2 separate regions of the Mus musculus genome follow, and region 1 is linked to region 2. A link is a loop called in an ENCODE intact Hi-C map of the cell type or tissue named here. Cell type or tissue: heart. All regions are shown on one strand. Links, peaks and the distances in the headings refer to the core of each region. The heading gives the core; the rest is flanking DNA.

The links. A loop is a pair of places that touch in the nucleus more often than their neighbours do. Peaks named below come from ENCODE experiments on the same cell type or tissue, not always from the same donor. Only the 100,000 strongest peaks of a DNase experiment are listed, where the experiment ranks them.
Region 1: a loop joins it to region 2, with 4 times the contacts of the local background. A loop is called at or near these places in 6 of 42 quality-filtered maps.

The regions. Positions count from the first base shown.
Region 1 is chr2:75,018,145-75,021,068 of GRCm38, forward strand. No RefSeq gene overlaps it. Among named protein-coding and RNA genes, the nearest start is that of Gm46748, 42 kb to the right of the region's middle. In heart, for the core only: no CTCF peak of the experiment used is centred there; a DNase peak (open chromatin) is centred at 1,507.
Region 2 is chr2:74,967,761-74,970,684 of GRCm38, forward strand. No RefSeq gene overlaps it. Among named protein-coding and RNA genes, the nearest start is that of Gm46748, 92 kb to the right of the region's middle. In heart, for the core only: no CTCF peak of the experiment used is centred there; no DNase peak of the experiment used is centred there.

The sequences.
Region 1 (2,924 bases), core at 188-2,687, 50 kb after region 2:
CAACAATCTGATCTATGGTATTTTTCTCAAGCAGCCTAAATTGTCTAAGACAGCAATATGAACTGTCAAGACTGAAGGTGTCAAGGGAAACAGAAAAGGGGGGCTTCATTGAAAGAAGCATTTCGACTTTGAAAATTTCCCACAGATAGCACGACCTTGGAAAGTTTCTTGGGCTGCCGGTGCCTGTGTTTGCAAAGTAGTCCCAGAGAACTCTACTGGTTGACATAAGGATCAAGTAAGATAATGTCTATGGAACAGACCAGCCTGAAGACTCTAGGGCACTGCTCTTTCAGGCAGTAGTGCCTATCTGTTGAGATTAACATTTCTCTTTGCAGTATAATTTATATGCACTAAATACATTTTAAGGCACAACTCAATCCATGTGTTTTGACAAGTATATACAGTTGTAAGCTGACACCACAGCTATGCTATAGACTGTTTCCATTCCATTGAAGTACTGTTGCATTCATTGCAGTGAATCTCACAATCCCTTGCTTTCCCTCTTTAATGAGTGTTATATCCTGGAGCAACACAGCACATGATCCTTTGGATCTGGCTTTTTTTCCTCTTGTTGGAATGCCGTTGGTTGATATTTATCCCCAGAGTAGCATGTTGCAAAATTTCCTTTTTATTGTTAAGTAGTATTCCATTAGATGGAATATCAACATTTTACTTACCCATTCACCAGTTGATTGGCATTTGTTTGGCTTCCAGTCTATGTATAACTATGTACTTTCATTTTTATTGGGTAATCACCCCAAAGTGAGATTAATGGGTAGTATAGCAAGCCTAGATTTTATTTAATCTCACAAAAATCTTTGAGGATGTTTTCCAAAGTGGTGGCCCCGTTTGCATTTCCTCCAGGAAAGGGGCGGGTTATCTCACACTGTATCAACACCTGGTTCTCTTCATTTGAGTTACCTAGTGGATAGGAACTGAAATCCGTGTCTTTAATTTGCATTTCCCTAATAACGTTTAGTGTTATTTTGGGAGACTATCTGCTATTTGTGTGCTTTCTTTAGTGAAGGTTTAGATAATAAAATCTTTCGATAACTTTTAAAGTTGGATTCCTGTGCAGAGGTTAAGCATCAACCGTCTTCTCTAGATAAACAACATGGAGAATATCAGTGGAGGTAGTTTTCTCCTGGTAGGTGGTTTGAGTTTCTCCTTTTCAATAAAAAAAGTTTTTGTTGTGGTTATCGCACAGAAACAAGGTGGGTTCTACTGATGTTGAAACTGATGAACACACACACACACACACACACACACACACACACACACATACATATGCAAGCAAAGGTTCGAGAAAGTTTATTACTCACAGAATAAAACTTTCTGAGAACAGGGCAGGCTCCCAAGTAAATCCAAAAATGTTTCAAGAGAGCGCGAAAAGAGCCTGGTCTTTGGCTGTGATTGGAGAATGGGGCTGGAGCGAGCCAGGGTTCCTGTGCCTGAGAGCTGGGGCTTGCATGCTCTGAACTTCCGGTTGGCAACAAAGGTGGGAGCACCTGGGTTTTCTTATCAGCAGGGCCCAGATGTAGGGCAGAGGGGAAGCGGAAGTGGAAGGGCTGGGAAGCTGTCAGCAGCCACAGTCACCAGCAAAATACAATCAGAACCTTCACTGTATGGGGCCAGTTTGGCCTAGTTTGTATTTTTCTACTCGCTGACTTTTGTCTAAGAAATATTTTCTAATCTCGATAAAGAGTATTTTCTTCTAGTAGGTTCTAGATATTGCAGCTAAGCCTTTGATCTATTTTGCATGGATTTTTTTGTGTATGATGTGAAGTCTAGGAGTCTTTGTGTTTTCGTGGCATTGGTTGGCTCTCACTTGATGCCTTTTCTTTCACTTATGACCTGGACATCTTTAATAAAAGCAATTGGCTGTAAACCCAGCTAAAAGGATTCCCTATTCTGCTTCATTGATGCCTACCCTGTATTCACACAATAACATACCATTTTACTAGTATAAATTTATAGTCCTAAACATTTTCATAATTACCCTAAGTTTAGCTTTTGAGATTGATCTTCTTTTGCATTTTTATGTGTTTTAAGATTGATCAATTGCCATGAGAAACAAAACAGCCTTTCTAATGCCTAATAGAAATTATGAATCTGTAGATTAATCTGGGAAGAACTGGTATTTTAATATCTCAATTTTATCTAATGACAAATGAACATCTATTTAGGTATATTTCTCACTTCTTTAAAATATGCTGTAATTTTCAGCATATGGATTTTACACCTATTAAATTTTCCACGTTTTTTATTGTGTGTCTGTTTATGTGTATGTGTACAGGAACAGGCACATGCACACATATGTAAGGTTACACGTGGAAGCCAGAGGCTTATGTTGATTATCTTCAATAGTTTACAGCTTTGTTTGTTTGCTTGTTTGTTTGATTTTTGAGGCAGAGTCTCTCACTGATCCTGGAGTTTGCTGACACTGCTAGGCTATCCAGGGCTGCTTGTGCCCCACCTAACAGAGGCTAGTACTATGACACGATTGTACCAACTCACACAAAACCATCCAAGAAGGAACTTCTAGGCAACTTGCAAATACAGAGGTACCCAGGACTCAAGCAGGCCAAGTTCATAGTGTGGCAGCTTAGCACAGGGGTTGAGTGATGCTACCTCTAAAGAGAAAATGCCATTCGATATAACAGATCCAGAAATGATGTAGACAATGGAATTGGTATGCATGGGTGCTTTAAAGGCTCCCGAAGCTGTGTTCTATATCTTCAGGAAGCTAGAGGGAAGGTGAAAAATAATAGTACTGATATAAACAATGTAAGAAAAAGGGGACCTAAATGTAACTGCCAATGACGAAAATGACAGCGTCTAGAATAGAAAACCATAGGCTTCAAGACAGATTAAACAGTAAGGGAGAAACAGCAGTGAAGTTCATAGATTAAAACTCAAACAGA
Region 2 (2,924 bases), core at 230-2,729:
AAGCAGAAGAGAAAAGGGACGAGCAGTTTGAGGAAAGCGGCTGCACATTTTACATCCGAAGAAGTCTATGAAGATTTCCATTTCTCCACAGCCTGAGCAGCACGTGTGATGTCTGTCTTTTTGATTTTAGCCATCCCCCTGGGTGGAAGGTGGTATCTCATTTGGTTTTGATTTGATGGCTAATCTGGAGAGTTTTGAGCATGGTGGTGACACAGTCTGGCTTGGGTTTCAAAGGAACTGTGTGGATAAGAATAGACTGGAGTGGAGAGGAGGCAGAGGTCAGGGGAACCGATAGGAGGGCATTGTATTATCCAGGTGGGAAAAAAGATGGTGGCAGGAGACACAGTTAAAAGGAATGGAATCCCAACAAGGAGGACCTCCTATAAGTTCTCCAGGATCAGGAAGACAAAGATCCCATCCCATGACCATCTCCTTGAAACAGAAATAGAACAAATGAGACTTGCTGCATTAACAACCAAGTACTTCCTTATCCATAATAAAGACAATAGTAACCTGGGAACCTTGAGTCTGGGTGAGTGGTCTATACCTGGATGAAGGGTTTGGTGGCATAGTAGGGTGGCACGAACATGAGCATGACCATAGCACTGCTGTCAGGGGGCTTGCCCTTGAGACCCTAGCTGGGGAATGAGTGACTTTCCATCATTTGACACCTCTATGGGCCAGTTGTAATCAGAGAAGGAGAATTCATTCCTAACTCTGCCAGGCTATCATTGGGTAAGCACAGAGGATTCAAGACTTCCCAGTGACTTTTCTCAGAGCAGGGCAAGACAGAGACCAGCTCAAAGGGGCATCAGAAAGAGAAAAGGGGGCCACATGTTGTGACTCATATTTTCTGACTCTCAAGTATTTCTGTCCTGCAGCCTTTTAGAACAGGCAAAAATCAAAACACACAACAAAGCCGGGCGGTGGTGGTGCACGCCTTTAATCCTAGCACTTGAGAGGCAGAGGCAGGCAGATTTCTGAGTTTGAGGCCAGCCTGGTCTACAAAGTGAGTTCCAGGACAGCCAGGGCTACACAGAGAAACCCTGTCTCGAAAAACCAAACCAACCAACCAAAACAAAAAACACACAACAATAAACAGATGAAAACCTCCGTTAGATGTTTTATGTAAATATGCAAGATTGAGTTATGTCTCGAATGGAATAAATAGACTGGAAATGTGTGTCAATTGACTTAGGGACTGCAACAATCAATGGCTTCAGTCTAATTGAGTTCAAAATCCGTAGCCACTATCAAGCCTCTGTAAAAGACAGTTGATCAATCAAAGTGTGAGTGCAAGAAAGGTGAGGCAATTGCCTTCTATGCTGACAGGACTCACCCTTCTTGAGTGAGCATCCTTCATACTTTGAAGAAACCAAACACACACGTGGTTTCTGGATGGAAAGGAAGGGAGACCCATCTCTGCCCACAGACACACGGTGTTTTTCTGACATGGTGGCTGTGAAGCTTGCAACTGGAAATCATCTCAAAAACAAATTGATTATCTACTCTATAGCAGATACCACTGTGTCCTGTGCCTTGGCTTTCTGGTTTGCCTTTAAAATGAAAATACACAATTTGGTTTCTGTACCAGATATCCATTTGATTTATCAGACGGCATAGAGATGTTTGAAAACGTGTATCCTTACACAGTTACAGAACTAAGGAGGACAGCCCACGTGAGGACTCGTTATGACGACTTGCAGAGGAGTGGGAAACCTAAACCTCTTTTACTTGTCTTATGATTATGGAATACCGAGGTCTGAGCCCAGGGACTGCATCACTCTGAGAGGTGACAAAGCCCGATGAAGAGCCCGGAACTTCACAGTCCTCCTACTTGATGACTACTTTGAGCTGGAGGTGAATTGGAGAAGCGGGGTCTGATCTGATGGCGCCTTTTCTGTTGGAGTCTCTCCTTGGTGTGGTACTCCTGATAGCTTGGCTTCTATTGCAGAGACTGTTTGTCCAACCCAGTTCCTTTTCCTCTGGAGCACACAAAGAATCCACATTTCCTGTGACTGCTTTTTTGGCTAACTGCATGTGAATGGTATGGAGTTTATTCCAAAAAAAAAAAAATGTAAAGATGGTCTTACCATGACCCATTATTATTTACCGTATTAATACATCACAGGGAAAGAAAACATCTGATCCCTTTGAAAGAAGCCCCAGTGCATTTGGATACCCACTTAGCCCAGGGTCATGGCCATGTTATTTACACCAGTTCTGATCTGTGGAGTTTCCTAAAGTGCAGGTCCCAAAGGTAAAAAAGATAGGAAATGGTTTTCATTCAATTGAGCTGCTTTCTCCACTGGGAGGAACCTTGATTCTAAAATAATTCCACGACTGACTGTGAATGAACCAGCTAAAAACCCTAAGAATCCAGAGCTTCCATCTGATTGCCTTTTGGTGACGGTAAAGCCCCCACTGAAGCTGCCCCACATCACCTTCTGGAATTTTCCCCATAAGAAGGAATTGCACCTTAGGCCTGGGGTCTTTGCAGAAATTGCTCTATCTTATGCTCTCACTCAAGCCAAGCCACAGAAACAAACTTGTTTGGACTCATTCATTTAACTACCTTTATAACTTTTTACTACCAGGATATTTACAAAATTAAATAAAGGTACAGGTTTTATGCCTGTTAATAAACTTATGCTTATTTTTTTTAACTCCTAAAAATGTTTTGAGTTGGACAAAATGTCGGTTGATTCACGCATGGATCATTTGAGAACGAACGTTAAACTATGCTCCCCATAAAGTACCATCCCCTAAAAGCTTGATTCCCTAAAGTCAAAGCTTAGCACAGGGAGCTCGAGTTGGCCAGATTAACTCAACAGTCTCTCCCGGTCTGGTCTCAGAAGTAAATAGTATTTCTTTGTTGTAATTGTTGATTTTCCCAAGAGGCCAGAAAGGCTGCAATCCAGCAA